Linked DNA regions of Mus musculus: all the other regions are linked to region 1. Evidence: chromatin contacts called from ENCODE Hi-C data. All regions are on one chromosome and are shown on one strand. The core of a region is the stretch at or near the end of the contact, and the rest is flanking DNA. Distances in the headings are between cores, read along the strand shown. Region 1 holds the start of Gsdma (gasdermin A). Region 2 has its middle 17 kb from the start of Gm39601. Region 3 holds the start of Spred2 (sprouty-related EVH1 domain containing 2). Region 4 overlaps Spred2 (sprouty-related EVH1 domain containing 2). Region 5 overlaps Spred2 (sprouty-related EVH1 domain containing 2). Region 6 overlaps Spred2 (sprouty-related EVH1 domain containing 2). Region 7 holds the start of Slc1a4 (solute carrier family 1 (glutamate/neutral amino acid transporter), member 4).

Evidence for each region. A loop is a pair of places that touch in the nucleus more often than their neighbours do.
Region 2: a loop to region 1 is called in a map of T-helper 17 cell, with 20 times the contacts of the local background. The contact joins the enhancer-like site here to the promoter of Gsdma in region 1. A Hi-C loop is called at or near these places in 2 of 37 maps with a recorded cell type or tissue (T-helper 1 cell and T-helper 17 cell).
Region 3: a map of T-helper 2 cell shows a loop between it and region 1 (24-fold over the local background). The contact joins the promoter of Spred2 here to the promoter of Gsdma in region 1. A Hi-C loop is called at or near these places in 2 of 37 maps with a recorded cell type or tissue (T-helper 17 cell and T-helper 2 cell).
Region 4: a loop to region 1 is called in a map of regulatory T cell, with 25 times the contacts of the local background. The contact joins the enhancer-like site here to the promoter of Gsdma in region 1. A Hi-C loop is called at or near these places in 2 of 37 maps with a recorded cell type or tissue (T-helper 17 cell and regulatory T cell).
Region 5: a map of T-helper 1 cell shows a loop between it and region 1 (15-fold over the local background). The contact joins the enhancer-like site here to the promoter of Gsdma in region 1. A Hi-C loop is called at or near these places in 3 of 37 maps with a recorded cell type or tissue (T-helper 1 cell, T-helper 17 cell and T-helper 2 cell).
Region 6: a map of regulatory T cell shows a loop between it and region 1 (20-fold over the local background). The contact joins the enhancer-like site here to the promoter of Gsdma in region 1. A Hi-C loop is called at or near these places in 4 of 37 maps with a recorded cell type or tissue (T-helper 17 cell, T-helper 2 cell and regulatory T cell).
Region 7: a loop to region 1 is called in a map of T-helper 17 cell, with 21 times the contacts of the local background. The contact joins the promoter of Slc1a4 here to the promoter of Gsdma in region 1. A Hi-C loop is called at or near these places in 2 of 37 maps with a recorded cell type or tissue (T-helper 1 cell and T-helper 17 cell).

The regions. Positions count from the first base shown.
Region 1 is chr11:98,662,749-98,665,724 of GRCm38, forward strand. It overlaps Gsdma (gasdermin A), which reads left to right and starts at 1,603. Exons shown (of 12, transcript NM_021347.4): 1 at 1,603-1,690.
Region 2 is chr11:19,600,290-19,603,265 of GRCm38, forward strand. No RefSeq gene overlaps it. Among named protein-coding and RNA genes, the nearest start is that of Gm39601, 17 kb to the right of the region's middle. Within about 2 kb of position 1,402, at least 1 of the 3 ENCODE cell types and tissues checked has a DNase peak (open chromatin) inside an H3K27ac peak, as active enhancers do.
Region 3 is chr11:19,922,897-19,925,872 of GRCm38, forward strand. It overlaps Spred2 (sprouty-related EVH1 domain containing 2), which reads left to right and starts at 1,546. Exons shown (of 6, transcript NM_033523.4): 1 at 1,546-2,060. The coding sequence starts at 2,035.
Region 4 is chr11:19,940,581-19,943,556 of GRCm38, forward strand. The region is part of intron 1 of Spred2 (sprouty-related EVH1 domain containing 2); the gene reads left to right. Among named protein-coding and RNA genes, the nearest start is that of Spred2, 18 kb to the left of the region's middle. Within about 2 kb of position 1,506, at least 2 of the 3 ENCODE cell types and tissues checked have a DNase peak (open chromatin) inside an H3K27ac peak, as active enhancers do.
Region 5 is chr11:19,961,393-19,964,368 of GRCm38, forward strand. All of the region lies in intron 1 of Spred2 (sprouty-related EVH1 domain containing 2), which reads left to right. Among named protein-coding and RNA genes, the nearest start is that of Spred2, 38 kb to the left of the region's middle. Within about 2 kb of position 1,590, at least 2 of the 3 ENCODE cell types and tissues checked have a DNase peak (open chromatin) inside an H3K27ac peak, as active enhancers do.
Region 6 is chr11:19,985,357-19,988,332 of GRCm38, forward strand. All of the region lies in intron 1 of Spred2 (sprouty-related EVH1 domain containing 2), which reads left to right. Among named protein-coding and RNA genes, the nearest start is that of Gm39603, 50 kb to the right of the region's middle. Within about 2 kb of position 1,540, at least 2 of the 3 ENCODE cell types and tissues checked have a DNase peak (open chromatin) inside an H3K27ac peak, as active enhancers do.
Region 7 is chr11:20,331,247-20,334,222 of GRCm38, forward strand. It overlaps Slc1a4 (solute carrier family 1 (glutamate/neutral amino acid transporter), member 4), which reads right to left and starts at 1,467. Exons shown (of 8, transcript NM_018861.3): 1 at 700-1,467. The coding sequence starts at 1,226.

The DNA of each region.
Region 1 (2,976 bases), core at 353-2,852:
TAATGGTTGGTTGGGCCACCTTTGCAGAGCTAATTAAGGTGTTCACACAACCTCTGGACTATATATACAAGATTTCAGATGCCCTACATTGTAGTGGTTTAAAGAAACAGAGACAGAAAACTAGGGGGAAAGGAAAAACAGATTTGTATAACACAAATACCACACTTCTGCACTTGTACTGTCATATAACAAAACCATCCCACACACCCAAGAACCCAACTCCACCTTTCCTAAGGGGGATGGGCACCTGACAGCAAACAGGAGCTAGAGCTGTCTGTCTAAGATGCTGATAGCTGTGCCAGGTGAGAAGTGGAAGGGAATGGAGGAAAGAAAAGGGGTGAAGGATGGGGACCAGAGAGGCAGAACAAAGTGTGGAAGGATTCTGAGAAAGTAAAGTAATAAAGTTTTAAAGATATTTTTGCAGAGTGTGAGACTCTTTCCTCACTCCTACCAGTCCCTAAGGAAATCTCCAGGAAACTGCTTCTTCATATGGCCTTGCAGTAAATCACATAAATTGTAATTTAGAGACCTGCCTGTGTGTGTAGAATCCTCTTTTAAGTGATTTCCAAGGAGCAACTTTAATAAGATAATGGGGGCTGGAGAGATGGCTCAGAGGTTAAGAGCACTGACTGCTCCTCCAGAGGTCCTGAATTCAAATCCCAGCAACCACATGGTGGCTCACAACCATCAGTAATAGAATATGTAGTCCTCTTCTGGTATGTCTGAAGAGAGCAGCAGTGCACTAACATGAGAGAGAGAGAGAGAGAGAGAGAGAGAGAGAGAGAGAGAGAGAGAGAGAGAGAGAGAGAGAGAGAGAGAAAGTTCCTGAATGACCTACAGGGAGACAGCTGAACGCCCACAGCATACATCCTGGGCTGTCCGTCATCTCACCGCTGAGATCCACCTCTGCCTGTGTGTGAGCATATATTCCATATACTTAGAGATGCTTCCAAATTATAGAAGGCCATATGAGCTCACTCTATCCTGCCTCCTCAGACTTCTGTGCATACTGGTACCAAGTTATGCATGTGTAGCCAAGGCACATATACACATAGAGAGAGGTAAGAATCAGCAGGCTGATGCATACAAAGTTGAAGGGCAGATTTTCAGCTGCTCTGCTGCCTGTAGTCCCTGAACATACAGGATTTCTTATCACTTATCATTTCCACAAGGCCTCAGATGAATGGCAGGTGCTTCCAGATGACATCAGGGCAGTGATCCACCCTGTATCACCCCTGCACACAATTACACGCATGCATGAGTACACACACACACACTCACATGCACACTCACACACAAATAAGCATAAGTGCATACACACACGCACACAGCCAATTCCCACTGCCTCCCTTCCTCCCCAGTCTATAAGCAAACTTTCAGTCCCCCTTCTTTCTGTCTCAGCCCCAGCAACACAGACACCTGCCTGGCATCTTTTTACCCACCCCCACAGGACCTGAGGCGGGGCACTTCAAACAGGTTGATGCTGTTCTCCTGGAAGTGGAACAAAAAGGGGTGGGGTCATTGTGGGAGGCGGGGTCTGTGGGAGCTTACATCCCCGCCTCCATGGAGGCATAAAGCAGCCAGTCCTGATAAAGGACAGCCAGTCATTCCCTCACCCTATAGACAGAACGAGCTCTGGTTCCTCACCACACACCAGCTGCCAGACAGGATCCAGCATCACCCTTCCCTGGTAAGATCAATGATGGCTGAGGAGGCAGGGGGACATTCTGGGGAACCAGGGGAAGGTTGGGGCCAAATGGGCATGGGATTTCTTATCCTTTATCATGGCCATAAATCTCCCTGCATTTTACTGGGGGTAGGACTCATAGTAGGCCTTAGAGAGAAGAGAGGCAGCCCTTTGAGTGCCACTCTGGTGAAGGGTAGGTCCTTCTAGGTACACTCAGTTGGTCTCTGGAGGGACATAGGCCATCCCAACCCTTCCAGGAACAAGGGCTGGAAAGTATATTGTAGATGGCAGGATGGCCCCAACATCTCTGTGTGCTCCTTCCTGTTTCCCTGCCTCTGTCAAGTACTACAGAAAGGTGAGGCCCATGGAGGCTAGCTGATGTGTCTGATCTCTTCCACCCACCAGGAAAACCTGGGTGTGTCTCCTGGATCCCCAGGTGAGATACCTCGACTTCAAAGACAGAGTCCTAAACTGTCAAACTTGTGATCCTTGCAGGCCCCACATCCTCTTGGTCCCTCTCCCTCCAGCATGTCTCCCAGGACCAAGCTCACTCTTTCTATCCTTGTTTCTACCAGACATGGTGCTGATGCTGTAGAGGTGACTCAGGCCCATTTCCTGCCCTCAGGAAAGTCACAGTTGAGTAGGCAAGGCAGTCAGGTGAACAGATGGATGGTAACAAGATGAATTAGCAGGTGTTTCAGAAGTGGATATACAAGATGCCTTGGGAATGCAGGCAGAGTCACCAAAATGCCCAAAGGAGTAAAGGGGTGAGCAGGTGACATGAGTTGAGTCTTTTTTTTTCCTTCTTACTCCAGTCCTGCTTGCTCAGAGTCCAAAGATTGATTGATTGATTGATTGATTGATTGATTGATTATAAGTACACTGTAGCTCAGATCTCATTATGGATGGTTGTGAGCCACCACGTGGTTGCTGGGATTTGAACTCAGGACCTCCAGAAGAGCAGTCTGTGCTCTTAACTGCTGAGCCATCTCTCCAGTCCTTCAGTTGAGTCTTATAGGACAAATACGAATTCTTTCTATTGGAAAGGGGATATATCGTAAGCAGAACTAACAAAGGCAAAGAAGTAGTTGGGAGAGAGGAACTAGGAAATTTGCCCACTTATACTGGTGTTGCTAGGAGGTGGGTGGGAAGGAAATGGAGGGTGCAAACAAGTGTAGCCTTGCCAAGGAAAGGGCAACTGGGGAAGCTGCCCAGCTCTGACTGCCCAGGCTCCTGGGCCCAGTGCGGTTGCTTCTTTCCCTAGTGTCCACAGGTCCTAGTTTCAACTG
Region 2 (2,976 bases), core at 152-2,651, about 79 Mb before region 1:
AGACCTAGACAGCAGGCATTATGCCTTCCCTCCCTCTGCTATGCACTGACCTTCGGAAGCTAGCCTCGCCTCGATGCCCCAGTCTTCTTCCCCTCCAACACTGCCCCTCACTCCTTCATAGCTGAGTTCAAACATTAGCCCCTCAGCAAGGCTCTCCTGACCACCTAGGCCATAGAGCCACTCGAGCTGAGAACTGGCACCTATACCTCCCTGCACAAAATGACTGTAATTCCTAACTTATAGGAGAGGTGTAGACCAACGTGCCAGAGCACGGTAACCAAAGCTGACCTTCGGATATACCTGGGTGGATTTAAAGTCACCATCTGAGCCTGATATCCTAATTCATTTACTTTGTAATGAATTCTAGATCACAATGGAGACCTCTGGTGCTGAGTCAGGTAGACTCAGTGGCAGTCATCTAATGGGGTGGCCCATTTGCAATATCTACAAAATCAAAGGGGTCATTTCATTCCCCTCTTTACCACTAGATTAAGGGAAAGGTATTTTATTTTTAAAATTTTTAGACTGAGGAAAAGGGCTTAGATTTTTTTTTTAATTTAATTTTGTTCTTAAGTTTATATATCCTATTTTTTGGTTTAGCATTTCTTCTGCATGTGTATATATACATGCATGCATGCTTGGTGCCCTCAAAGGTCACTGGAGTTATGGGTGACTGTGAATCACTCACCATAAGAGTGATGGGAATTGAACCCAGGTCTTTGGTAAGAGCAACAAGTACGCCTAACCACTGAGCTATCTCTCTGGCTCCCCAGGGCCAGAATCCCTGAAGGAATGAATTTCTATAGATTCCAAACTCCTAACCTGGCTCCCCTGCACCAGAAAGTGTCCTCTGGCCTCTAGCAGGGAGTCGGGGGGGGGGGGGGGGGAGTATTTTTCCTTTGCCCCAATGGGAAACCACTAGACTGAAGAAATTGAAACAATGTTTAGAGAGTCAACCTCTGGCCCTCAGAAGCATGGGAAGGAGGTGATGTGGAGAGAAGAAAATGCTTGAGCTAAAGACGTTCTGGGTAATGCTACTTTCTGTCAACTGTCATTTCCCACTGGGTCCAAGCAAAATCAATGAGGACTCACATAGAAAATCACCTCTGCCAAGCAGGGCCCCAGAGGGACTGCCCTTTGAGGACAGGTTCAGAGCAGCCAGACACAACAGGAGCCCAGTCTTGAACTGGCCTCAGATCAACTCTGAGTCCACAGAATTTACAGTACTATTGCTGCTGCGATTGGTCTAATTCTCAGCGGGTATAGAACAGGCTTGGTATGGGACTGGTCTAGCCTCAAGCTTCTGAACTCAGTTGGCTTCTTTTATTTTCCATTTTCTGAGCTTGGCTTTGAACAAAACCTCCCCGGGGAAACCCAGAAAGCACCGCCAAGTTTCTCCGTCCCCTGCTTGAAGTAATCAAACCCCCAGCGTACGCCCCAACTCAGCCAACGCTGGCTTCGCTGCCAACCCCAGCCTTGCTAAAAAATTCATAAACCACAGAACAGCTGGGCCACATTCTGCTTTCAGAGCAAAGCGTCCACTATCAGGTTTTCATCTGGCACTACTGAGAACTAAGTGTTTATTCTTGACAGAGACTTGAAAGAGGAAACCTCGCCGCCTGTCTACTCGGAGTCACACGAGGACAGGTTTGATGGGAATCCCATACATATTCCAATGAGATGAAAGATATTATTCATTCCTAAGATGTCTTCAGAGACTCCATTAATGGAGAAATTCCAAGTGACAGAACCAAAAACAGGTCCCCTAATATCTACATAGAGTCATATTAGAGTGGGTGGGGGATGGGATGCGCAAGAACACGCCTCCCCAAGATCAGTTTCCTTCCTTTCCAGAACAGAAGATAAGAGATGGCTGTGAGGAATGGGGGGATCAAGGGGTCCCCAGGAAAACAGATGGGGGCAGTTAAGAGCTCCTTGCCTTAGCGGGAGGGATTTCACCAGGAAGTTTCTGTATTTGAACAATTGCTATGGAGACGTGTCCACTCAAGGATTTCCTCAATTGTGACAGTCTTGGTAAAGGAAACCTAGTTATTATGCCCTCAGTAGTCTATGCCTGGATAAGCTGTAGTTGAAATAAGCACTTTAAATAAACCTCTGTACTTTCTCCAAAGACTACATCCTAAGGGAAAAAAGACAAAGAAGCCAAAACTCTGAAATCTTGAGTCCAGTCCAATAAGAATCGCAAATCAAGATTCTCAAGAGTCAGGGAATGAACCTGGTTTTGTCGTATAAGGGTCTGTTGTGCTGGCACTGCTGGTAGGTGATAGGCGTGTGCATGTGAGTGTACCATGAAAGGTCATTTCCTATCCCACCAATCAAAACTCCCCACTAGCCTATCTGCATGCGCAGCCATCGCACAATGATAATTTCTGCTCATGCTAGTGATCATGAAGTGTGATGGTGAGCAGCTGTCCTGCAGGGCCCTTCATAGCCGCAGCAGTGTTCTGGCCTTGCATTCTCAGCTTTTATAACAAATTGTCCAGCAATAATAAAAAGTGACTCTAAGTTCCCTTTAATTCTATTTTCCTTGCATACTAACTGAGGTGTCCAAGTCAAGTATGAAAAGAGAGAACAGGAATGAGTATGGGAAAGGAAGAGGAGGGGCAGGGAATATTGTAGCCTAGGAATAATCCATGCTCCCGATTTAGATGAACCGACCCTGGATAAAGTTAGTTAAGTATAGATCAGTTCTAGACCCTATCTTCACAGTTCTAGTAACTCGAATAAACTCATTATTCATTTTCATGGCCTGCAAAATAGCTCTAATCAAAATGTACGGTGAAATAGAAAAGGTGCAAGCTTAAAAAGAACTAGTCTGAATGCAGAAGGTAATGATTTACACTGGTAAAATGGCTTTCGTCTTTCAAAACAAACATGCCAGGGCTCTGGAAACACCCTTGGGAGATAGAGTGAGATGAGATATCAGAAGCCAGGAGAAAGGTACACTTCCCTCAA
Region 3 (2,976 bases), core at 296-2,795, about 79 Mb before region 1:
CCCCAGTTTGTTTCGTAGCTATTTAAAATCTAAGTGGAATGTCTCTAATGGCATATTCAGGAGAACAGAAATGTCTATTAGTCTTGAGGACATAATCCCTGTCCCTTATTCCATGGCAAGACCTCAGGAAATACCCAGTGACTCTGTAATTGGTGTCATCCATGTCAAGTGAAAACATGGTGCCCCCTTCAAAAATTGAAATGGATTTTAATATCGCAAATTCAGATTCCAGGCAAATCCACAAGTTGAGCCCTGGGTGCAATCCTGCTCGTTGTCTAGATGGTGCATAGGTCCTCTCAGAAAACCTCAGGCAGGTCCTAGGCCATGGTAGGAAAAATAATTTAAAGAGAGGTATGAAGAGATGGCTCGCAGTTAAGATCTTCCATAAGACTGTGGTTTAATTCCTAGGACCTACACAGAGGCTAGCAACCAGTTCCAGGAGATCCAACAGCCTCTCCTCTCTGCCCACAAATGGTGCTGACATGCATGGATGCATCCTCCTTCTGCCCCCGCACATTCAAAAAGAAAGAAGGAAGGAAAGAAAGAGAGAGAGAGGGGGGGGGAGGGAGGGAGGGAGGGAGGGAGGGAGAGAGAGAGGGAGAGAGAGAGAGAGAGAGAGAGAGAGAGAGAAAGAAAGAAAGAGAGAAAAAGGAAGGGAAGGGAAGGAAAGGGAAGGGAAGGGAAGGGAAGGGAAGGGAAGGGAAGGGAAGGGAAGGGAAGGGAAGGGAAGGGAAGGGAAGGGAAGGGAAGACGGGTCGGGGGTGGAGTAATGAGTTCCTGGGTCTCTCTTTGGCCAAACCCCATCAAAGGTAGTAATCTGTGACCCAGTAAACTAAGAGTAGACTTCTAAGAGCTGGAGACAAGAAACGTTATTCACAGACTGGATAATTTACTTTGGTGTTACCTTTAAACTTCATCTCTGCCTGCAATGCCAAAGTTTTATGGCTGTTTGCCTTTTGTTTTCTGCGTACATATTTTTAAAAATATGCCCGCTCTAGGTGGGCATGGTGTTGCATGACAGTAATCCCATCGTGTGGAGGCCAGCGGAGGCCACCTGCACTGCCCCCAACCCCCACCCCGCAGTGTTTCTCCAAACCCAAACTCTCTGGCAACATCTAAACTCCTCCCCATCTCCGCCCTCCGCCACCTCCCCCCTTGATTTTTAATCCGAAGGTTTGGAAGGAGGGAGGGACAAAACGGGAGCCAGATGTGCTCTTGTCTTCGGCTCCCGCCTCCTCCCTCTTGGGCTTCCTAAAACCCGGAGCACCGGAGACAAGGATTCGGATCCTGACAAACGCAGTGCCAACCATGCTGTTCCGAGGCTCCTCCCTGACTGGAAGCTAGCGGGAGGGGGAGTAGAAGAGGGGCACGCTCAGTAGGCGGGACAAAGTGTTTTGTGAGTGTGTTTTTTTCCTCTCTCTCTCCTCTCTCTCTTTTATTTTGGTCGCAAGTAGGAAGCTTTTTGCACTCCACCACCTCTGGCCGCTGGGAAGACGTCATCGCTTCCGCCCTACTTCCTCCTCCTGTTGGCGGCGCTGAGAATCCAATATGGAGTAAATCGGTGGAGTGGCGAGATGGGGCTCGGACGGGGCGCCCTGCACCGCCTCCCAGGCGCATCTCCCCCGGCCGCCGAGCACTACCCGGAACCCTGATTGGCCCGGTCCCCGGGGGCGACCCCGGCCCGGCCCCAGCGCAGCCGACTGCCCGCCCGCCGCCCGGAGCGTGCTTGTTTTTCTGCTGCTCTCCCCCTCCGGGTCCCCTTCCCAAATCTCGCCTCTGCACCCCCTCAGAGCCCCGGGGCCGTGCCCGGCCGGCCCACGGCGTCCGCTGCCTGGTGTGCCCCTTCCCAGACCTCGCCCTGATCTCGGGGCTCTCCATTTCCCCGCCTGCCTCGGCGCCCCCTTCATCTCTAGCTCCCCCCCTCCACCACCAAATCAGGAGATGTCGGAGATGTGAAGAAGGGGGGCGAGCGCACAGGAAGATGAAGGGAGCCAGGCTGCATGCCGCGGGACAGGCGTCTAGGTGAACAAGAAAATGACCGAAGAAACACACCCGGACGAGTAAGTTAGCCGCGGGTGGGACGCGGGTGCCCGGAGGGGTGGTGTGGGGGCCGCCGCCAAGGACGCAGGAGGGGACTCGTCGGAGGAACTTGGCCTGGGGTGCAGCCGCTGGCTGAGCTGTCGGGGCTATGCGCGAGGCTCTTGACTTGGCTGGGGGAGACGGCAGAAACCGCCTGGGGTCTGCAAGTCCAGGTCGCAGCCCGGGCCAAGGGCGCGCAAATGACCTCGGGGCGGTCCTCGGGCTGCGGGAGCGGAAGCTCTGACGCCCTCCACGCGGGGCATCCCGGGGTCGATGGGTCTGTGTGCATGGTGACTTTGTGACTCCTGGCACTGCTGCCCTCCCATAGCCCTCTCCGGAGCCCTCTGGGGCCCGGGCTCCGCCATTTCGTTTTCTTGAATCGCTCTCATTTGCATACCACATTTTCATTCATAAAAACACGGAGGAGTTGGGGGAGGGCCAGTCGGGCTCGGCACAGGGTCAGTGCGCCCGGGTCCTCGCAGCGGCCAGAGCGCGGGAGCAGCCTGCCGAGTCCCGGCGCGCGTGAGTGTGTGCACGCGCGTGTGGGCCGGCACACGCGCCCCGCGGTGTCGGGGCAGCACTGGGGGCGGATCCGAAGCGTGTGCAGCGAGGGCGGGAGAGCGTGCGGGGAAGCGCGCTCCTGGCATGTATGTGAGGGAGAGCGCGTGCCCGTGCGTGTGCCCGGCCCGCAGGCCCGAGGGGAACAAAGCTCTCGGTGCTTAGTCAGAGGTGCTTGTGCTCGCCCCTCGGGGAGACCCGGGCTTGTCACCGTCTCTGGGCCAAGTGGCAGCTGCTTCCCGCCTAAGTCGCACTTAGGTTTGGATCTCCGCTCTAGTAGTGTTCGAGGCGTTTCCCTCTCGGGGAGCTGGGGGCGGGGCTGCCCGTGGGCCCCAGCGG
Region 4 (2,976 bases), core at 256-2,755, about 79 Mb before region 1:
CTCTCCCCCTTGCCCCTTTTCCCTTCTCCCTCTTCTGTTAACAACTCCTCCCTCTTCCCAAACAGGGCTTTGCTGTTTAGCCCGGACTGTTCTGGAACTCACTCTGTAGACCAGGCTGCCTGTGAACTCAGAGATCCTCCTGCTTCTGCCTCCGAGTGCTGGAATTTAAGGTGTGAGCCGCCACCACCTGGCGGCCTCTCCTGTTTTTTGAGACATGAGTTTCTATGTGTAGCCCAGGCTAACCTTATGCTTACTGTGTGGTCCAGGGTAGGCTTTAACCTCAGTCCTTTTACTTCTGCTTTGGAGTACTGGGATTGTGTGTGTGCGCGCGCTGCAGTATGCTTTAGGGGTGTGTGTGTGTGTGTGTTCTTATATAGCCCAGGCTAGCTTCAGACTTGCTGCATAGCCAAGGCTAGCCTTGAACTCCTCCTGATCTCTCAGGCTTCACCTCCCCAATATGTACACCATGCCCAGTTTTATGTGGTGCTGGATGGAGCCCCAGGCTTTATGTTTGCCGAGGAACACTACCACCTAAGCTGTGTCCTCAGCCCTGATCTGCGTTTTGGTGTGGTCCCCAGGAGGTTCCTCTGCTTGCCTGCCAGTTTGAGATCCCCCCCACAAACTGAAACTATATCTGCATGTTCGATTTCCTAAATGTCTAACCACCGAGCACTCAGCAGTCTTAAAGGCCACCTTTGTGCCATACCCCAGCCACCCAGTGCCCTTAACAGTTCTTGAGGGCGTGTTTACACAGACTGCATTTTATGAAGTCCATAAAGACATATTTACCCACCAAGTCACCAGCCGCTCCAAAGGTCAGCTTCCCCAGGTTCATATGAAAGGTACTTAACTCCAAGCCAATTAACACTAAGATGGATGCCAATTAAGACAAGGAAGTGAGCTTTCAGCCACCATTCCACCCCTCACTTTGCCCTCTGCTGCAGCTTGGCTTTCCAGGCCCTTTGGAGACAGTGCCTTCTCAGAACCTGTACACGCTGGCGCAGTAAAGCGCACAGGCAGAAGTGCCACTTGCCTTGTCATCGCGTGGAGGCACTGCTTCAGAGAAGGTTGATGGCCAGAACGGTGATGCCCTGGTGGGCTCTTTCCCTAACCTGACCTCCACTATGAGCAGCAGGAGCATCGTTAGTGGTGGGGAAGTAGGGGAGAGCCAGGCTGCCTGGCAGCTGCTTTCGAAGCGTCTCCTGAATCCTCAAAGGATTACTGTAGCATTCAATGAAAGAATGTGCTTGGTTCATGGAAAATGAACATTTAAAGAGAGAAGGCAGCAGGTAATGGCAATAACAGGAAAGCCGAAAACGCGAGAACTAACCCATGAGATTAACGGGTGGGTTGTGTATTCTACAGTGAGTCACACCAGTGGAGGCCAGACGTCCTTAGGTCTGGCTAGGGACCCTCTGCCACCCAGGTGTCAGCTGTGCATTTCACACTGAGAGCCTTACCCAGAGAGAGTGGGCTCTGTCTAGATGGGATCTGAGGTAGCCTAGGTTGGCCTCTGTCTCTGAACTTGGCCAAGGGTGACTTTCAAGTGCTGGGATGATGGCTGTGAGCCACACACGTCAGACATACTCTTGCCTGAGCCTCCAGAGTGTTGGGAGTTCAGGTGTGAGCTGCCACGCCTGGCCTGTCTGCTGAGGATTTATGACTGTACAGGGTGCCAAGAGGACTCCAGGAAAGAATGGGGCAAGAGAATTTAAGAGAATATGGATTGATAAGACATCCAAGGATAACGTTGGACGTCCTTCATCACTGTCTTATGGTGACACAGTGTCCCACTGAACGTGGAGCTTGTGGCCGGCAAGCCCCATGATCCTCTTGTTCCTTCTGAGCTGCTCCTCACAGAAGTGCTCGTGGCTTGCCTGGTGTGGGTGCTCGGTGCTCTCAGTGTAGCAGGCGCTCTCACCCTCTAAGCCATCTATCTCCCCAGCCCCTTCTGGTCATTTTAACATTCTTTTTTTTGTTGCTCCCCCACCCCCAGACCTCCGCCCCCAGTCCTCTGTTTCTCATAGTTTTCCCTATACTGCTGTTTGTCCTGAAGTACCCAGAATGTCCTATTCTCTCATGGTGGGGACTCTCCGAGAGCCCAAGGGAGCGTTGTCCTCAAAGCCGAGCTCTGGGGGAGGCTGTCTGTTTGCCTTCCTGTGTTCTTCTCACTTGAGGTAAAGCAGGGACAGGCATCGTCTCCGTGTGTTACCCATCCAGTTGATTTGTCTGTTTGAGACAAGGTCTCATTTTGTAGCCCTAGTTGGCCTGGAACCCACATAGGTCTGCTACTGTCCCTTCGGTGCTGGTTTCAAAAGTGTGCAGCGCCCCGGCCTAAGCCAATACCGTTCTTTAATTTAGGGCTACTTACAGAAGCGCGAGTGACTTCTCAGAGCTATGTCACTCAGGAAAATGCCTCTCCTTTCCCCAGCAACTGTTAATCCTCAAGAATGGGTGGCGTGGTTTTGGACAGGATCTTAGGTGCAGCTCAGGCTTGCCTTGACATTGAGGCTGTCTTCCTGCCTCAGTTTGCCAAGTTCTAAAAAGTACACTTGGTTCTGATTGGTCTTTTTTTTTTAACATTTATTTTTTATTTATATGAGTACACTTCAGCTATCTTCACACACACACACACACACACACACACACACACACACACACACACACAAACACACACACACACTAGAAGAGTGAATCAGATGGTTGTGAGCCACCATGTGGTTGCTGGGAATTGAACTCAAGACCTCTGGCAGAGCAGTCAGTGCTCTTAACCACTGAGCCATCTCTCCAGCCCCTAATTGGTCTTATGATTGAAGCAACAAGAGAGCAAACTTTAGGTTTGCAAAGCAAGTGGACGGCTGGATGTATGATGCTTGCTGTGCGGACTCAGCCAAGCCTGGGTTCAGCTTGCTCAGCCCACACAGAGAGAGATGACATGCTGTGTGGCATCAGGGTCCCCTGCATCTCTCAAATCTG
Region 5 (2,976 bases), core at 340-2,839, about 79 Mb before region 1:
TCCTGGGTGAGTCATAGTTAATGGTGGTTAGAGACTTACTGTCCTAGCTTTTCAGTATTGGTGAAGCATATGTCTATATAGTTGTTTTTAGCTTGACAACCTAGATCTAAATAGGAGATATGGTGGTTTGGTTTGGTTTGGTTTTTTTCAAAACAGGGTTTCTCTGTATAGCCCTGGCCGTCCTGGAACTCACTCTGTAGACCAGGCTGGCCTCGAATTTAGAAATCCGCCTGCCTCTGCCTCCCAAGTGCTGGGATTAAAGGCGTGTGCCACCACCTCCCGGCTCTGAATTTGTTTTAATCAAGTACTGTAGTGACCCCCTCCATTCAATGTGCTCGCAAATGTCTTGCACTCCGTGAGATTTTGTTAGGTTCAGAAATAACTTAGAAGCATTTATGGTATATTTTACATTTTTCGTGTAAGTTTTCTTTTATAGGCCCCATATTGAGCATGTTTGCCTGTCGCTCTCTAGTATATAAACCGGGAACTGGGTGGACTTAACCATTTCTTTGTGCAAAAGCCAGCAATTCAGTCAGGCCTTCTTGTCATTAGCCGTGGAAAATGAGATACTTCTGGCAGGAGTCCATGCTGTGGAGGGATGGCCAACCCCACCAAAGAGAAAGCAACCACAGAAGCCGTGGTCTGGAGACGAAGCCTGCCCCTTCACCTGAAGGAGTCTCATCTGTAAAATGGGGACGATACTGTTTGGATAAGGCTGATGGACATTTGACAAGTGCCAGCTTACTCACACTGCCACGTGGGTCTCCATCTCAGTCACAAGCGACCTTGTTTTTTAAAGGGAGACTCTGAAGTACGGGTGGAAATGGAGAAACAAGGGGAGCATGGATTTCACAAGTGCCTTCGGAGAAGACAGAATAAGTCACCGACCCTGATCCAGTGTCTGTCCAACATCTCAGATGTCAGCTGCTGTTACAATGATGGTATGCCTGTTGAAGTCAAAGGGTCCTTCATTCAGTACGGTGAAGACCTGATACTAGAGGCACACTGCTTGCAGATATATAATACCACCCCGTGCCATCTGATATGGGGACAGACAGTCCACACTCATTGAATTACTGGAAAAATCAACTTTGCCTACATAGTTAGGAAGCTATTTGGAACCTCCAGTGTTTTTCTTTCTCTTAAACAAATAATGAAGCAAGCTTTGTATGGGGACCACACCTGTAATGCCAGCAGTCAGCAAAAAGACCACTGCAAGTTCAAGGCCAGCCAGTGCTTCGTATTGGGTTCAAGCTACACCTGTAGACTAGTGCTACTAGTGAGCAGACATCTGCCGTTTAGGGAGGTGATGCTCTTCTGACCCCCAAGCTTCCTCCCTCGCTGTCTCTGCTCAGAACAAGCGTTTTCCCAGTAAAGCTCACCCATTGCCGAGAAGACGAGAGCTCACTGCAGGCATCTCTCCTACTTTAATGGCTGAGGCAGAGAAATCCATCATTAACTCAAGCTCTTCCCCTGGGGTCAGCATGCTATCGTGGAGGAAGGGCAGAGAGCAACGCAGACTCCTCATCCCAGTCTCTCCACCCACTGTGCTGTGCTATGCTGTGCTGTGCTGTTCTGTGCACCCGTGAAACGGCTATCAGAGTCAACAGCACAGCTAGTGTCTGGCAGCTGGCTTCGTCTAGTGGCTGATGGGAGGAGTTTCCTTTCAAGACCTCTGCTGCTCTAGAGGACAGGCCCTTTCCTCCTAAGTAAAAGGAAAATGCCAGGTAGATTCTTATTTTCCCTTTGTGGGTTTACCTGCCAAGGTCATAGGAGACTCTACAGGTGAGAGGAGTGGAGAGCAAAATTCCTCCTGACTGTTGAGTAGAAGTCACAACAAGCCTACTGTGTGCCTGGTGGTTTCTTTGGCAGGTGGAGGAGAGAGCATAGTGATGGCTAAGCAGTGGGGCCCTGGGGCACTTGGTCTAATGAGGTGAGAGGCATGAGAGGTAAATAATAAAACAGCTCTAAACCAGTGCTCCCGACAGTAGCACCCCCTCAACCCCCACTCCCACCAAGAGGGAGCCATGGGCGAGGGCCCGGGTGTAAGCTGTGCTGTCACATTCGGCCTTGCACCTGGTGTAATGCTCTTTTGTGATCTTGAAATTCTTATTTGTGTGTGTGTGTGTGTGTGTGTGTGTGTGTGTGTGTGTGTGTGTGTGTTGGGGCTGAAACTCTTGAGTGTAAAACAGGATAGGTTACCAGTCTGCTGAGGGCAGCTGAGGCCATCACGCTGCAACACTGGGAGGATACCAACCATTAGCAATTCATTGACAGCCTTGCAGAGATAGTCTGTTTCGGCTAGCTGGGGCTGGGGTGGGTGAGGTTTTGCCTGAGCTAGAGATCTTGTAGGACTACGGGGCTGCTGGAGAGGAGTCCTGAGCCAGGGGCAGTGAGGCAGATATGCAGGAGTGAGGCAAGGCCCTCTGTGGAGCCACGGAGCGCAGCCGCTCAGCTGCAGCGGACGACCTGCGGATCAAGGTTCTTGTCAGCGTCGAGAGCGAGCGTCACTAGAACAAATATTCATCCAAAAATAAACTTCCTGCTCTTCCTGTTTTTATAACTTGCCTATTTCCTCTGAGTTTGAGGCTGGTCTCCTGTTCCGTGGGTGTTAATCTTCAGAGGATCAAGACCTCTATAGAAGCATTTCCTGTACATGTTTATCCACCCAGCCTGAAATTATTTTCTCCAAATGATAAGAGAATTTTTTTCCATCCTGGTATGTCAGCCTTTGAAAGGTTTTCAGTTGGGAATCCCAGGGATGAAGGCTCCAGCCAAGTCATAGGAGACCCAGACAGGTGAGAAATGACCTTCAGTGCTTGTGGTTTGTCCTTTTACAGGGGTGTGTATGTGTGTGTGTGTGTGTGTGTGTGTGTGTGTGTGTGTGTTATAAGTATGCACATAGAAGTCAGAGGAAAAGTGAAGAGTTGGGGATGAGGGGACGGGACAAATAGCCTTAGTGTTTTTAACTCCTTG
Region 6 (2,976 bases), core at 290-2,789, about 79 Mb before region 1:
GCAGCCCAAATGGTAGAAAGGAAGAGCTAACTACCGGCAGCCCCGACCTCTGTACGTCCTCACAGTCACACCCACAGGTAGATTTGAATAGCCAAATTTAATCTTTAGAAAGGGGAAGGGTGAGAAGGAGGCAGATGTCGACACTGCCATAGAATACAGAGCTGGGTGTTGACTGGCCTTATGTTAGAGACCTTTTATTCTTTCCTTGGTACTAGTGTTGCTCACAATGATGGCTTTATTATGTTGACTTCAGGTCAATCTCTGTGAGTTCAAGGTTAGCCTGGTGTACATATGGGAGTCTCAAGCCAACCCAGAATATACAGTGAAACTGCCTTTAAAAAAAAAAAAAAAAGAAGACTGAAGAGATGATGGCTCAGCGGTTAAGAGCACTGACTTCTCTTCCAGAGACCCTGAGTTCAATTCCCAGCAACCACATGGTGGCTCACAACCATCTGTAATGGGATCTGATACCCTCTTATGGCTTGTCTGAAGATAGCTACAGTGTACTCATATACATAAAATAAAAAATAAATCTAAAAAAAAACGAGGGGAGGCTGAATAGGTGGCTCGGTGCTTCCAGAGAACCTAGTTTCAATTCCCAGTACCCATGTGACAGCTCACAACTGTATGCAACTCCAAGATCTGATACCTTCATACAAATACATGTAGGCAAAACACCAGTGCACATTAAAAACAAGAAAAAACTCCTCCTATGCTAGTTACAGCCTTTTATCAGCACATGTAGCGTATTCAGTTTATTCTAAAAACATTCCATGCTCTGCGTGTGTGTGTGTGTGTGTGTGTGTGTGTGTGTGTGTGTGTGTGTGTACTCGCATGTGCGGCGCATGCACATTCTAGGCAAACACCCTGCCACTGAGCCCATTTTCTTCCATTTTCAAAAGACTTCAATAGGACTCCCTTACCCTGGGAGTTTTATGATTGCGTAGTAACTCCATGCTGAGTGAAGGAGCTGGGCCTGTGGTGTTGTCATGGGTCTTGGTGGCTTCTGGTCTTTTTCTATTAAATGTATTCTGTTGGATTTTTACTACTACAAGTTTTCTGCTTCTGCAAGATGTTTCAGTAGCGTGTGTTTGCTAAAGCCCTTGGCAACACTAAGGGACTGTAAAGCCAATTAAAAAAAAAAATAATACAGAAGTTGTAAAGAGACCTCAAAAGCCCTTTGACTCCCCCCCCCCCTGCTGCATATGAAGAGGCTGTGGCTCAGTAGTAGATTCAAAGAGTCACACCCAGTTGTGAGAAGAGGATGTGTTACCAGGTCTAGTTAGACTAATAAATGCCAAATGGAATGACCTCTGTTGAGGAGGAACAGCCCAGATGGCCCCTCACCCCCCTCCAGCTGTTGCTCTCTCCTGGAGTTGGGCTGTTAGTAATTCCTCTTCACTTAAAATTCCTTCACAGTTGTTACCTAAGCCAGTAAATCTTAAAATCCCAACAGCACCGATCCAGGGACTTTTCCCACAACATGGAGCCCTTGTTTGTAAACTGTGGACAGCGGTGGGGAACCGCCCTTCCTCGGTCCTGGGGGGTCAGTAACCTTGAACGGTCCCTTTTCTCCCGGAATGAGGAGTCCCACTCAGTCCTGTTCTTTCTAGCGTAAAAGGAGCGTGGAACTAAGTTGCCTAATGTCCCGTCACCACATGATTGGATAACTACCAACTTGGCTGCCTCCTAGCCAGTGTCTGCTGAGGAGTGGAGATTTAGCCCCCACTGCAGAGCAGATACCTTGAAAATAGGACATTATTGCTTATCTTTCCCTCTGTAGTAAAGGAGATGACAGAACTCAGAACCAAGGTGAAAGAGCACAAAATGAAACACTAACTCTTGCCGCCTGAAAGGACACTCTACGGGTGGCTCTGACTAGAATATAAAGTGAGGCTCGTAAAAACCCTGCCTGTGGCCTGTGGGCCCTGGCTCTCCTTCCTTCCTGTGGGCTACGTTATCACCTTTTGTTTGGGAGAGATCTTAAGCTGGGCTGGCCTGTAAAAGAGTTTGTAGGTTTTGAATTTGGTAAAGTCATTTCCTGACCTTTTGACCTTGGAGGAGGGCGGGGTAGCAGGAGAAAGAAATCCATCTGTGGACTGGGCAGAAGTAGTCAGACTGTTCGGGGCATTATTGATGAAGTATAAACCTAGATTTCACACTCCCTGGCCACCGTCAGCTGGTTTCTTGCTGACACTCCACTTCCTTTGCTTTCTCCAATAATGAGGGCAAAAGCAAAAAAACAAAAAATAGTCAAGAGAAGAAGGTGGCTGTGGGTCGGAGCCCTGGGTTGGAGATTATTAACTTTAAGCAACTCCCTTTGCTGTTTGTGTTTTAAAGAACTGATTTTGTTTTATTGCTGATGCGCTTAATGGGGGTGGGAACCATTCTGGTCGGTGGCCTTGAGGTTTAAACAGGACCAGGAATATGGTTTGTGCAAGAGTGAAGGGAAAACCCGAGAGCTTGATTGATTACTTTCAGGTAAAAACAGGAGGGAGAGTTTTCTCAGGGCGGGGTCGGTTTGTCTTCAGCCGGAAATCCCTTAGATCTTGGTTAATTATGAACGCTGACCCCAGGCTCCGCCGAGCAGACCGACAATAAAGGCAGAGTCCTAAACAAACCTCCGTTCAGGTTTGACCCTTTGACCTCCCAGGGCTCTCTTGTCCCCAAAATTTTCAAAGTAGTCACCCTGACACTCACCCCTTTAGGGCACATACTTAGTCTATAAGAGTTAGATACATTCTCCCCCCCCCCCAAAAAAAAAACTAAATAAAGCTTATTTCCAAAACTACTGATGTCAAAATTGTTATGTTTTAGTGGTTTTTGGACAAAAAGTCTGAGCTACCTCCAATTGGTGTTTTGAATGTTAACAAACTATTACAATAAAATGTTTATGTGGTTTCCCAAAAGTGCCCGTGTTAGCATTTTAAAAGGTCGTGAATAATGCTGTACACTTAACAACATGGCAGACACAGC
Region 7 (2,976 bases), core at 217-2,716, about 78 Mb before region 1:
GGTGAAGCTTTGAAAACTACACTCTATCATCCCAGGGGATGAAATACAACTCCTGAGTGGAGAAAAAAAAAAAAAAAAAAAAAAAAAAAACAAGCAAAGAAAGGTGTGTGTATCTCAACTCTCTGGATCTCCCCGCTTTCTACAAAGAAATAACGCTAGGCCCCATGATCCTGACCAAGAACGTCCACAACCTGTCCTAAGCCTGAGAGGCAGTCACGTAGCTGGGCAACGGGCTCCACATAACTAACTCCAGTTTTATTATTCTTGGACACATCCATAATTCTGCTGAAAATTGCCAACTTCCTTCCAGACCAAAGGCTGAATCAGAGAAAACCTCAGACTACAAGCTGGATAGCTCCTCTGGTGAAAGTCACTCAATGTCCTGGAAGCTTTGGGGTGATGTAGGGGAGAAAACAGGAACAATTAAAAAAACGAAACAAAACAAACAAACAAAACTGAGAGAGCCCAGTGTAAGGAGTAAAGCACAACTGAGAAGGTATACACTTAACATCCCACCTAACGGAAAATCGGTTCCAGCAAAAAGCTGTGGCCTCCAGTCTTTAAAGGTGTGGCCAGCACGTAGCCCAGACGTAAATATGAAATTTAGTGTTAAGGGCCAACAGTAACTGAATTAACTCTAGGTGATATGAGTGCACGTGGCGTCTCCCGCCGTGCCTTTGGCGGGGTGGAGAGCAGTACCTGAGTAAATCGAGGAAAGAGTCCACTGTCTCTTTGGAGACCGGAGGAGGCCCTGAGTTCTCCAGCCCCAGGCTGCTGGACTGGAGGGTCTGCGCGCCCGCCCCTGGCTTGATGATGAACGCCAGAGCAACGGCGAGAGCCGAGGCGCTCAGCGTGGTGAGGCCGAAGTAAGCAACAGCGATGCCACCCAGACGCCCGAGGGAGCTGGCATCCAGGGAGGCGGCTCCCGACACCAGGCTGCAAACCACCAGCGGCAGGATGATCATGCGCAGCATGCGGAGCAGCATCTCGCCCGGGAAGGCCAGGTAAGTGATCTGGGTGCGGGTGAGCTGCAGCCCCCTCAGCGCCGCGCCCATGCCGGCACCCACCAACACTCCCGACACGGTGAGCAGCACCAGCGCGTGGCGCCGAAAAAAGCTAGCACAGCGCTGCGATTTGCCCATCGCCGTCTCGGGCGTTCGGGGCCCGGCCGCAGGCTCTGCCTGGGTGCCGTCGAGGTAGCCGTTGGTCTCGCCGCTCTTCTCCATGTCGTTGCCCACCGCTCTAAGCGGTAACACTCAAGGAACTTGGAGAAAAGACCGGTTTCGAATGAATGGATCAGGCGGAGACAGTGGCCTGTGCCAGCTGCGGCTTCCGAGCTCTGTGAGTCCCTACAGGAACACTTTTCAGAAAGATAAAAGAGAGACGTGGGTTGTGGGTTGGAGCCCAGGCAGAGCAGACCGCGCCGCGCCCAGCCTTCTTTCAGAGCCGCTGCAGGCTGGAGATGATGCAACGCAGGAGGCACGCTGGAGGCTGCAGCCTAGGAAGGAGGGCGGGGCTTGAGCTCGCCCCGCCCATGTAGGCGCACCTCCGATGTTACGACCAATTAGAACCCTGAATATCCGTTCCCCACCTCCCTGACGTTTCCCAGGTCCCGCCCTTCTCCCACCCTCCGGGAGGCACAGCAAAGAGAGTGAGAGACAGGCAGGCTGGGCTCTCCCGACGGGGCGTGAGGCCATCGGCCAATCCTGTCTCCTGGCAGCTTTCAGTCCTACTGTCCAGGCCTCGGGGAGAGAGGGAGGGGAGCGTCTGGAACGCCTCGGCAGTTCTTCTCCTCAGCTGGTGGAGGAGGGGAGCCCTCGGAGGTTGGTGCCCGCCCTCCGCTAGGGAGTCCGGAACGACCCAACCTCCATCCTGCGGGAAATCCTTTCTTCTAAGGGCTCTGTAGGCTTTCCTGGTACAGAGACAAAGGAGTGGGTGGATGGGGGAAAGTCTCATTGCGTGCACGTACAAGACTCTAGCAGAGCTTTACCCTTAGGTGACCAGCGAGTCCGGGTGGCACTATGCACAGTGCCAAGGGTGAGCCACTGCGTGCACTAGCGCCCTCTGGGGCGAGTCCATTGGACTCTGGGGAGAAGCCTGGTGTGTGCAGGCTGAAGACGTAAAACTCTCCCAGAGAAACAGAGCTCTAACGCCACCACTTTCGGTGGCGTGTCTGCCATGTAACTTAAGCTGAAACACAAGCGGGATTTTAACCACCCCCTTCCGGGTCTCCAGACTTGGCACGCCAACAGTTCAGTCAAGTGTTTGGCCAGTCTGAAAGATGGTTCAATGGATTTTTTAAAAATGCCATTTATTTACTATCTTCCCGGGCCACAGCAGATAAAAAGGGAAACCTTGGCAGTCGTTTATTGTGTTATTTATTTATTTATTTATTTATTTTTCCCTATTCTGCTTTTGAAAAGAACTACCTCCCCAGACCTCCAAGAAAGCCCTAGTTAGGTGTAGCTGAGTTAAAGAGGAAGACAATGTGAAGTAAAGTAATTTTGAAGTATACCATAACAGAAACCTGTGCAAATCAATATGTCCTGTCGAGGTGTAAAACGTCCAATTGTTGAGACAGCAAAGAGTTCCTTACATGAAGCCATTTAGCTGTCATGTACAGCTTGTTGAAATAGGAGCTTATTGGTGGGAGGGAGGTGTGTTCATTAGATGAGGACCTATACATATTTTTATCTTGTTTCCCAGAACATGGTTTACCTCTCTGTGCAAGGATGGATGATTCCTACAGACCCATGTTCCTCATTTCCAGGTAGCTCTGCCTCCTTTTTCCTAAGCTGCTGCTTTTATGCAAAAGACTGAAGTCATGTTCCAGAAGTGGGTTTCCAATTGCCTGCTTTACAGCTCCACCCAGACATTCTGCAGCATCTCAGCTCAGCATATTCCGAATCAGATTTGTGATTGTCTCCTCCAGCCTGTTACTGCTATCATTATGATCTGCCTCTGTGAACCTTCATG